2 separate regions of the Homo sapiens genome follow, and region 1 is linked to region 2. The links are chromatin loops, found by intact Hi-C in ENCODE. Cell type or tissue: PC-9. All regions are shown on one strand. Links, peaks and the distances in the headings refer to the core of each region. The heading gives the core; the rest is flanking DNA. Region 1 holds the start of BARX2 (BARX homeobox 2). Region 2 holds the start of LOC124902792 (a long non-coding RNA gene).

Region 1 (5,379 bases), core at 145-5,144, 360 kb before region 2:
ACAATTCTAGATGGAGAGGAGGGGAGGGGAGGCCAGTTTGCAAATACTTCGGGAATGAAGTTCCTCAAAGACGCGTTGCGGGCCTTGTCTAATGCTAGGCTGTGACTTGGCCTCTTAACATCTATTTTCTCACGCCTGTAATCCCAGCACTTTGGGAGGCGAAGCGGGTGAATCACGAGGTCAGGAGTTCAAGACCAGCCTGGCCAAGATGGTGAAACCTGGTCTCTACTAAAAAATACAAAAGTTAGCCGGGCGCGGTGACAGGCGCCTGTAATCCCAGCTTCTCGGGAGACTGAGGCAGGAGAATCGCTTGAACCTGGGGGGCAGAGGTTGCAATGAGGCGAGATCACGCCACTGCACTCCAGCCTGGGCGACAGAGTGAGGCTCGGTCTCAAAAAAAAAAGAAAAAATCTATTTTCTCTAACAGCCTAATGATTAGTCCTCTGGGCGTGTCCCTCCCTCCTAGTTTAATCACCGGCCCAGGCGCCCTCATTTACTTGCTTCCGCGGCCACCAGGGCCCCCTGGGCAAGCAGCTCCGCAGAGAGCCCGCCGGCACTCGCGGACGCTTCTAGGCTGGGAGCGGGGAGGAAATGTCACCGGCCCCAAACTCGGCCCTAGGGAAGGCCATCCGCGTCTATACTTCTCAGTGTCCCTGTCGTGCGTTTTCCTTCCAACCCCATGCACACTCATTCCAACATAAAGTCGTGGAAACGGGCGTGCACTGGGCTGTTCCCGCCGAACACCGGGCGCGACTCAGGCTGCCGGAGGCTTCCCGGGCGCGGAGGCTCGGCGGGGTCCCCTTTACGCAGCAATTCCAATGAACAACTAAAGTCCGTACAGATTTTGATTGGAACAGACCCTAAGACTAAGAGCCTGGAAAGAAAAAGGCAAATCACCCAATAAACGCCTGTCTTCGCGACTCTCTAACCCGGTCGTATCGCGAGGGATCCGGATATTGAAAGCCCCTTTGCCGGAAGACTCGGGCGCTGGGAGAAGCCCGCATGGGACAGGCTGCCCCAGTGCCCGCCGGCTCCCTAGAATCGTGCAGCTCTGACCCTTTCCAACGAGGAAAAAATGTTTTTATAAACAATGTTTTAAAAAAAACCGCACACTTTTTTAAAAAGTCAGAATCTCGCTCTTGTCGCCCAGGCTGGAGTGCAGTGACGAGATCCCGGCTCACTGCAGCCGCGAACTCCTGGGCTCAAGATTTCCTCCTGCCTAAACCTCTCCAATAGCTGGGACTACAGGTTTCCTCTTGCCTCAACCTCTCCAGTAGCTGGGACTACAGGCGTGCACCACCATGCCTGTTTTTAATTTTTCTTTTGTAAAGACAGGGTCTCCCTATATTGACCAGGCTGGTCTCGAACCTCTGACCTCAAGCTATCGTCTCACGTCGGCCTCCCAAATGTTGGGATTACAGGCTTGAGCCACCGCGCCCGGCGATAACTCACACTTTTATTAGTTTTTCTTTTCTTATCTTTTTTTTTTTCTCAGTTTTTTATGAGGGTAACGGACGGGGCCAGGGTCATTTATGATTTGGGATCTTGGGGCAGTCAAGTTTGCAACTTCAGCTCAAAAGTCTTACGCTCGGAGCGCGCAGGCTCAGCGCGGGCTGCGAGACTGCGAGTGGAGGGCTTGGGAAGCCGCGGTCTTCGGGAAACCGTCCACGCGGGGAAGGAGAAAGGCACGGTGGGTCCTCGGGGGCACTGGCTCTGTGGCCCGAAGTCCCGGGAGCCTAGTGAGGACTAGACTTCTTTCTAGTAAGAGACCTGAACGTGCCCTCCCGCTGGGCTGCGGACACTGGGAGCCGGGCCGGCGGGTGGCAGGACAGGCAGTAAGGTGCTCATGGGGAACACTGCCCCGGGGAGCTACCGGCCTGGGCCTTGGCCGCGGGCTGGGGCGGTGCGCGCTCCCCGCACCGCGCGCACACTCCTGCACACACACCTGGAGCGCGTCCCGGGGGGGAGGGGGAGGAGAGCCAAAACGAGCGTCTTAAAATAGAGAGCCAGGCAGAGGAGCGCGAGACACCAGAGCGGGAGGCAGCGACTGAGAGCCGCCGGGCACTAGGCGCGCAGGTCGGCGCCGGAGTGGCACGGGCGGGCGGGGGCGGGGTGGGCGCGGACGCCCCTCAGCACACACTCCGCACCCGGCCCTGCAGGAAGCTCGCGCTGATTGACAGCTGCGTTGTCCCAAAAAGGCTCAGCGAAGATGCTGATCTGCGGGTGGGTCTAGACGCGCGGCAGGCGCGCCCGCTACCCGCTCTCCTCCGCGCGCCACCCGAGCCCCGCCGCCTCCCCAGCTGCCGGGAGCGGGGCCCAGGCCCCGCCGTCGCGCCAGCCCCGCGGCCCCAGCGGGCCGGGCACTCGCAGCCGCGCTCGGGCCGGCGGACGCTCGCGCCGGCTCACCATGCACTGCCACGCCGAGCTGAGGCTGAGCTCGCCCGGCCAGCTCAAAGCAGCCAGGCGGCGCTACAAGACTTTCATGATCGACGAGATCCTCTCCAAGGAGACCTGCGATTACTTTGAGAAACTTTCCCTCTACTCCGTGTGCCCGTCGCTGGTCGTGCGACCCAAGCCCCTGCATTCCTGTACGGGTAAGACGCTCCGCTAGGGGATAAGTGGGGTTCGGTAGCTTTCACGTCCGTGTAGGTGGCCTGTGCTTTGCGATCCGAGGGCGAGAGGAAGGGTTAAGTTAAGGGATTCTTTTCCTGCGCCTCAGCAAGCGGTGGGCATTGCAAAGGCATCTGCGACGTGGCCGGGAAGGACCACGCAAGGTGTGGATGGCACGAGTGGAAATAAAGGCGGCAGGGCCTTAGGAGTGGGCTGCTCGCGCAACGCCTGATTGTCCTGCTCGGAGGAGAACGCTTCCTCGTTTCCTGCTGAAAGTTCAAACACTTGAGCAGGTTCAGCGTCTAAATCGTTGTTTCAGGAAGTGGTGGTGTGTGTGAATTTCAAACTTGAGCTTGGCGGCCTTGCATCTCACCTTGAGTTAACTTGTCCAGCCTCCTACTGTCTCCACTGTGAATTTTGCAAGTAAATCAGTATCCTGAGGTTCTCAACAAAATCTCGAATTCACTGAGCTTTGCTTACAATGATCGCCCTCTGAGAAAGTAGTTCTGAAGTACATTGTCTTTGTGGCACAAGCCGAAAAGGTCACCCTCGTTTGTCTTAAGTCAAGCCGAAAAGGTCACCCTCGTTTGTCTTAAGTGACCAAAACCAGCAATGGTAACAATGAAAACATTACTCACACCTGGTTTTCTCTCTTCACGGGAGGTAAGAGCAATAGTAAAGATAAAGAGAACTTAATACATATATTGAAAACGTAGTAGAGTTTCTATCGAAAATAAATCCAAGGTACTTTTAAAATTTTGAATGCATTAAGAGAAGATCCAAGTTTCAAAGTATCTCGGCATTGTTAGGATTTAGGTTATGGAACATGGGTATAATAAAACGAAAAAGAAGTAGGAGCACTTTTTATCAGAAAAAAGTTATTGAGTGTGCTTTCCATTAAAGGTAAGCATAAAGTATTTCCAAACCAAAAGAACCTTTGAGATTGTTAGTTGCATGAGAGGCATGAGATAAATTAAATTACACTTAAAATGAAAAAATGAAGGGCCAACAGTTTTGGAAGATATTTTTTGGAACATTTGAGTTGTTAATGCTCAATGCGTGGAATCCTGTATTTTCTCTTGGTTCCATTGATAGTCCCTATATGACAATCAGTAAACATATGATAAATACATACAGTGAAGTTCTTTTAAAACCAAATTGTTCCTACATGTATTTGGTTGTAAAATGTATACTGTATTCAGTTATGCCTTTTTAAAGTTAATTTGTCTGTAAGGTAGAATTAGGCCTGATGTCCCATAACAAGCCTTGTAATACTGAATTTTTAAAACCAAGAAATATATGAAACAAGGAACAAATAAGAAATTTTAGAAACAAGATAGATCTCCTGAGAACTGATATTTTTACATTTGTGTATAGGTGGTTGTGGACCCTTGGACACATACATACTGAATAGGGGTGATAAGTTGAATATTGTTTTGAGCACAAATCATCCTTTGTTATAATAACTCAATTCCCTTCGAGGAAAAAGAGAGGATCTGTTTCAGTCATTAACATTGCGTATGGGACATTCCCAGGACAAAACAGAACAACTTCTAAGCACCTAGGTAGAGCCTAGTGCCGGCAGAATTTTCAGTGACTTTGTGCTGTGTTGACTTGAAGGCAGCTTTTCCTGGCTTATAGGAGTCACAGAATTGGATCATAGAAGAAAACGTGGCAGAAGAGGAGTAATAAATAGCTGCAGAGAATAGTCATTCAGTCAGAGGTGGCTGAGTAAGTGTCGTGTTTTATTGAACCTTGTGTGGGAAATAAATCAGAGGAAAAAAAAATGATTCATATGTAGTTTTGTGAGTGTTATAAGTGAAATGCACGTATTTCACAGACTTAAGTGTTGCTCAGTCTTGTGCTTTTCGAAGTTCACTGATGGTTCGTGGTAGAGGGTGGCTGTTGGCAATGGTTTTCTGGCTCCGTTATTCCAGTACTTTCTTCTTTCGGATTGTTAGTTGAAAATGTGTCGTTATTTTGCTCTAGTTGAGAATTAAAATATAGAAACTGGGATTTGCTGGTGGAATTAAACCCATAAAAACTGGCTACAATAGTTCATACTTTCAGATCATAAGCCTTCAGTGGGTTTACAGTTACAGTTAAAGCCTTACATGTATTAGATCATGGGAATCCCATTAGTGTCTTCTCAGGGGTTTTGCAAATACCATACTTTCAAAGCATTTTTGTTTTTAACAGTTAAGGTCAGGACAAAAATCTTTGATTAGATGAATGTAATCTTTTTTCTTATTAATTAAAAACAACAACAATAAGTTGCTGGCATCCCAAAGGACACTGTAATTTTCTTCTTTTCTTTTCTTTTTCTTTTTTTTTTTTTTTTTTTTGCTAGATGGAACTAAATGTTGAGCACTGGTGGTGGAAGCAATGCATAAAAAGTTCAAGTGAAAGGCATACATTGGAATTAAAGTTACTGAACTTTCTCAGCCTTTCATTTGCTGATTTAAGATTTAAAGACGTGTAACAGAAGTGAACTGTGTCAGGTAAAATAATGAAAACTAAGAGAAAAAAAAGGCCTCAAAATTAAAAAGTTACCAGCATGTACAATAAGTGCATAAAATTGGGATGGAAAGAAAACTACAGCATTAAAAAAAAAAAAAACACTGCATAATGAAACAGTTCATGCTCTGTGGATTTAGTAACCTAAAGGTCAATTTATGGTACCAAATATCAGGCAGAATAGCATGTATTCAAGCAAACTGAGAAATGGGAATAGTTTTCATCTCAGGCAGATAATCACCTGACAGGAAT
Region 2 (5,379 bases), core at 192-5,191:
GCCTAAGGTGATCTCTGTTTCATGGCAACACTCAGGAACTCTATTCCTGAATCTCTTTCGCACAATTGTGCAAGGTGAGGTAGTGTTGCAAAACGTTGTTTTTACCAGGCCTTAACCACCTATATAATAAAACACCCAGTACATTCTGCTTACATTTAGTAATCATATGAAATGAAAAGTAGTTACAGACATTTTTGTGGCATTGTACATAATAAAATGGGTGATATATTGAGTATTTTTCAGAAATCAAACACAGCTCTACCCCACTTCTGCTGAGTCTGAAATGAGATGAACCTATTTCATCATCAATAACATGGAGAAATATTAGGGCTTGAGAAAGATAAAGGGAAACTGTGAATTTAATATATATTAATGTGTAGCAAAATGGTTATTCATACCATGAGAAGTGTGGACATGATTATTCATGGGCAAAAGACTTTCCCACCTGCCAAATTTATAAGACTGTTTTCTCTAAAACAATCCAACTGTTTAGTCAAGACTTAATATTTATGGATTTTGAGCACTCAGTAATCTAAGTCCGTGTTTCTCAAAGTGGGATCCACAGACCACTAAGGAATCTCTAAAATTCTTTCAGGGATCTGCAAGGTCAACTCTATTTTCAAAATAACACTAAGACATTATTTGTCTTTTTCACTGTGTTCGTGTTTATACTGATGAGGCAAAAGCAGTGATGAGTAAAACTGTTGGCGCCTAACACAAATCAAGGCTGTAGCAGCAAACCTGATGATAGTTTGGATACTTGTCCCACTCCAATCTCATGTTGAATTATCTTGCTGGAGGTGGGGACTGGTGGGAAGTGTTTTGATCATGGAGACAGATCTCTCATGGTTTGGTGCTGTCTTCATGATGGTGAGTTTTTGCAAGATCTGGTCATTTAAAAGTGTGGGACACCTCCCCCCACACTCTCTCTCACTTGCTCCTGCTTCTGCCATGAGACATGCCTGCTCCCACTTCATGAGTATAAGCTTCCTGAGGCCTCCCCAGAAGCAGATGCCAGCACTAAGTTTCCCATACGGCCTGCAGAACCAATTAAACCTCTTTTCCTATAAATTACCCAGTCTCCGATATTTCTTTATAGCAATGCAAGAACGGCCTAATACACTTTACTAGTAGTCATCGTGTTCTTCCTTTACATGCACTCATAACTAAAATACAAAAGTATCAGTTTCACTTAAGAATGTTCTTCACGAAACAGTAAAAAAAATTCTATTAAATCTCAGTCCTTGAGTACATACTTTCTAAAAATGTTACACACCGCATGCAAAACACTTTGCTGTGTACTGAAGTACAACAGCTGTCTAGAGGATAAAATGATTGTGTGATTATTTGAATTGCCAGCTAAACTAGACACTTTTTCATGGAATGCTATTATTACTTGAGGGACTGACACGCAAACTGTTTACTTAGATATGGATATTTAGAGACATTTTCACAAAAACAAATAAAATGAGCCTGCCACTTCAATGAAAACAACTGGCAATATTTGTCACCAATGGTAAAATTTGATCTTTCAAGCAAAAATTATAATCTTGGAAAACTTGTTTCCATCACTGAAAACTTGACAGCTCCCCAACCCTTAAAGACTTTCCAGTGCGATCAGTGCTGTTACTAACAAATGTGATTATTTTTCTCTTGTATAATGATATTTGTCAGCATTTGGAGATCTGCATAATTTAGCGGGTCATTATTTTCCAAATGACCAATGCTGATGTTATAAGATCATACATGAGTGAAAGATCCATTCAAATGCAAGATTGGTCAATGGATTTTAATGTAAGTAAGTATGGAGTGCATTGATGTGGTTTCAGAATCCATATTGAAATTCACCTTTAAGAAACTACTTGTCAATTTTTCATGTAGAAAAATATCCACATTTATGTACTAAGCACCTCTCCCCTTTACAACTACATCTCTGTATGAAGCCAGATTTTCTTCATATATTTTAGCTAAAATAACACATCACATTTTATTCAGAAGCAAACATGAGAATTCAACTATCTTCTTTTAAGCCAAACATTAGCAAGAGTTGCAAAAAGGTAAAGCGATACTACTTTTCTCACTAAAATTTCTTTGCTTTGGAAAATAGTTTTCATAAAATATAGTGTTAACATATAATAGGTTTATCGATGTTATTTTTAATTAATTAACAATTTCTTACATTTCTCTCTAATTTTTAATATATAAATGAAAGTATACTTATTTCTCTGCAGCCATGGTCATATAAATCAAGCTATATTGCTCTCCTGCTTAAAAATTCTTCAGCGAATTCCCATTGCAATTAGAATAAAATCTCAATCATTTTCTGCAGCCACCAGGGCACTAACCATGGCCACTGCCCCTCTGCACCGTCCTGTGCTCCCAGCAAACTCCAGGGCAGTCCATGGCTGTCTATGCCCGAGCACACCCACCCAGCCTGCCTTATTTCCGGCCTTTGCATTGCCTGCAATTCCCAGTGTGCAGAATGACTGAAGGCAAGTAATAGGATCTCAGTAAATACTTTTGAATAACTCCTTCCTGTGCTAGCAGAGACTGTGGAAAGGGAGGAAGAATGAAAAATTGAGTGAAAGGCGTTCAGACTGACACTTCGGGCAATGATCAAAAGTCAGTTGGTAACGGTGATGGAAGCGCCTCATAAATTGTTCTGCCTTCAGTAAACAAACATCTTGAAGGGGAACTCGAGGGAAATCTCCTATGACACACGAGCATGCACTCTCCCTTTATCATGCACAAACTCACATGCCCTCCATTCCACAAACGTGCACATACACACATGCACACATGCACGTTCGTAAACAGTGTCCTTTTTAAAATTCTTCCGTCTTCCTTTTTTTGAAACCTGTCATCCCTTCTTCCTGCTCCTTCCAGATTTACGACTTTAAAAAAAATTTTTTTTAATTAAGGATTTTTAAAAATCCCTTAGCTATTCCAGGTGTCAGGTTCATGACCAAATGAACTCTCAGGGTCTCAGGCAATTTTTCACTTCTCTTCTGTCAGCATTCCAGTGAAGCAACCTCGTGTCCACAAAAAGATGTCTTCCCTCCAAGAATAATAATTGGCCTGATTCTATAAAGCATTTTACATACCAATGCAACCTGTCACTGAATACCTTTCAAAGTCAACAAAAGGTGGAAAATTAAGGTAAAAATAACTGAAATACCAACCTGTATTCTCTGTTTCCGCCATCCTTGTATAGGAGAGGCCCCCACAATAAATTGCTGAAGTGTGTGATCATTCATTGATACTGAGGCTGGGATTCAGGAAGTCACCAAAAACTAAAGGCATTTGTCCAAAATAGGTTGCAATTCTTTACCCAAAACCTTTAAAGTAATTTGCTTCTGTTCTGCGTGTAACTGTAGACAAAGAGTCAGGAAGGTCACATAAACGAGAAAATCAGCACAGGGATCAGGCCAGAGACATACCTTGTATGAGTCGGGGGTCTCTACTGAGTTGGAGACCCCTCAGAGACAGCCACCACTTGGGGTCAACTGATTATTCTACGACAGAATGCCAGCTGTGTGTGGCTACACCTATTTTTCAAGAGAAGCTAGATAACCAGATTTGTATGCAAAATTCCCAATTAGTTCATTATTTAAAAGCACTGTGTTTAAAAATATGTCTGCAGGTCACACTCAACCTGACGGTCACCAGTTTGTGACTTTTGTTCTAGACATTTAGAGAACAAAGAAAGAGTACAAAAACCATGGGCAATGGTGGAAGAACAACATTTTTTAAAAAGAAATTATTAAGCTTTCAGCAAAGGTTTGAAATTTCAGGAGTGCAGAGCTGCCCTGGGCTCAGGAGCCATGTGCTGTCCCTGACTTAATTCCAATCTGATCAAGCCCAACTAGGTCTTTTCCAGGCCGCATGGTGAAAAAGAGACATGAATAACTTGAGGCTAGAAAATGAGGCTTATGTGGACTCATAGGAACTTGAATTGGTCAGTCCTAAAGGGCAGGGGAGAAAAAAGCTCAACAATAACTTAATGATGAATTTCCCAAAGCTGGAATATAGAAAGAATAGCCATGGAATGTTGTAGAACATGGAAGGAGACACCTTGATTCCCAAGACTTTGTGGATGGTAAGCAGCAGGAGGGGGCTTGTCCAGACCATTAGAAAGCCGACTTTCCACTGTGGCTCTCACACAGCATTATCTCTGACTCTTCAGGGCAAGGTGGAGGCCAGGCATCTTTTGGCAACAACACATGCACACTGGAGCTGCTCAGAAGGCAGGGAGGCCCCTGGGATGGAATTGAGCCTCAGCAGGCTCGCCGTTCCATCACACGAGGCTGGCTAAGAAGGTTGTCCCAGCCCTATCACCTGTGGCAACTGGAGACTGAATGGCAGCTGAAAATGACTAGGGTTTGGGTGGTGAGTATAGTCTCCACTATTATTTTTTTCCTTCTTGTTTTCTTCCCCAGAGCAGACTTTCCTTACTCAGTGATCTGACAACTTTTCTATCCTTCTTGGATTTTTTTCTAGGAAAAATGAATAAAGAGTGGGGGGTGGAGGGGGGTGACAACTTCAAGAGCAAACACTCGGGAAGGTGAGAGCACCTGCTCCTTGCTTCTGTTAAACAGTCAGCATACTGCCCAAAAGAATTGAAGACAGGTGTTCAACGAGAGTCTGGGCACAAATGTTCACAGTGGCACTATCTTGCCAAATGGTGGCCAAAATCCAAGTGTGCAGCTGGATGAGTAGGTACACAAAATGTAGCAAATCCACACAATGGAATATAATCCAGCTGTTTAAAAAAAAAGTGAGGTATTGACTCATGCTACAACACAGAGGAACCTCAAAAACATCGTGCTGGGTGAAAGAAGCCAGATCCAAAAGGTCACATATTGTGTGATTCCATTTGTATGAAATTTCCAGAAGAGGCAAATCTATAGCATCAGTGAGTATAGTAGACATTGCCAGGGGCTGAGGGAAGAGAGAATGAGGAATGACTGCTAATGGGTACAGGTTTTCCCTTGGTGATGATGAAAATGTTTTGGAACTTGATAGAAGTAATGGTTGCGCAACATTTGAATGTACTAAATGCTACTGAATTGTACATTTTAAAACCAACAATTTCATGTTATGTGAATATTGCCTCAATTTTTTAAAAAGCCAGCATAGTGTTTTGGTGAAATATTGACTGCGTAGTTTTGAATTCTGACCTGCCATATGCCAGCTGTGTGACATTTGGCAAGTTGCTTAACCTCTCTGTGCCTCAGTTTCGCATTTTAAATTTATGATACCGAAACTAGTTTCCTCACACATTGTTATGAGAAGTAAGTGAGTTGATATTTGCAAAGCACTAAGCCAGTACTTGCATATGCTAAGTGCCATATAAATGTTTTCTAAATACATCAATCA

The links. Peaks named below come from ENCODE experiments on the same cell type or tissue, not always from the same donor. Only the 100,000 strongest peaks of a DNase experiment are listed, where the experiment ranks them.
Region 1: a loop joins it to region 2, with 4 times the contacts of the local background. A loop is called at or near these places in 25 of 110 quality-filtered maps.

Annotation. Positions count from the first base shown.
Region 1 is chr11:129,373,629-129,379,007 of GRCh38, forward strand. BARX2 (BARX homeobox 2) reads left to right here and starts at 2,220. Exons shown (of 4, transcript NM_003658.5): 1 at 2,220-2,594. The coding sequence starts at 2,408. In PC-9, for the core only: CTCF peaks have their summits at 2,590 and 2,795; DNase peaks (open chromatin) are centred at 1,533, 1,873, 2,523 and 3,043; H3K4me3 peaks cover 5,000 bases; H3K27ac peaks cover 2,538 bases.
Region 2 is chr11:129,735,298-129,740,676 of GRCh38, forward strand. LOC124902792 (a long non-coding RNA gene) reads right to left here and starts at 561. Exons shown (of 2, transcript XR_007062951.1): 1 at 1-561. In PC-9, for the core only: no CTCF peak of the experiment used is centred there; DNase peaks (open chromatin) are centred at 2,714 and 3,134; H3K4me3 peaks cover 429 bases; H3K27ac peaks cover 3,338 bases.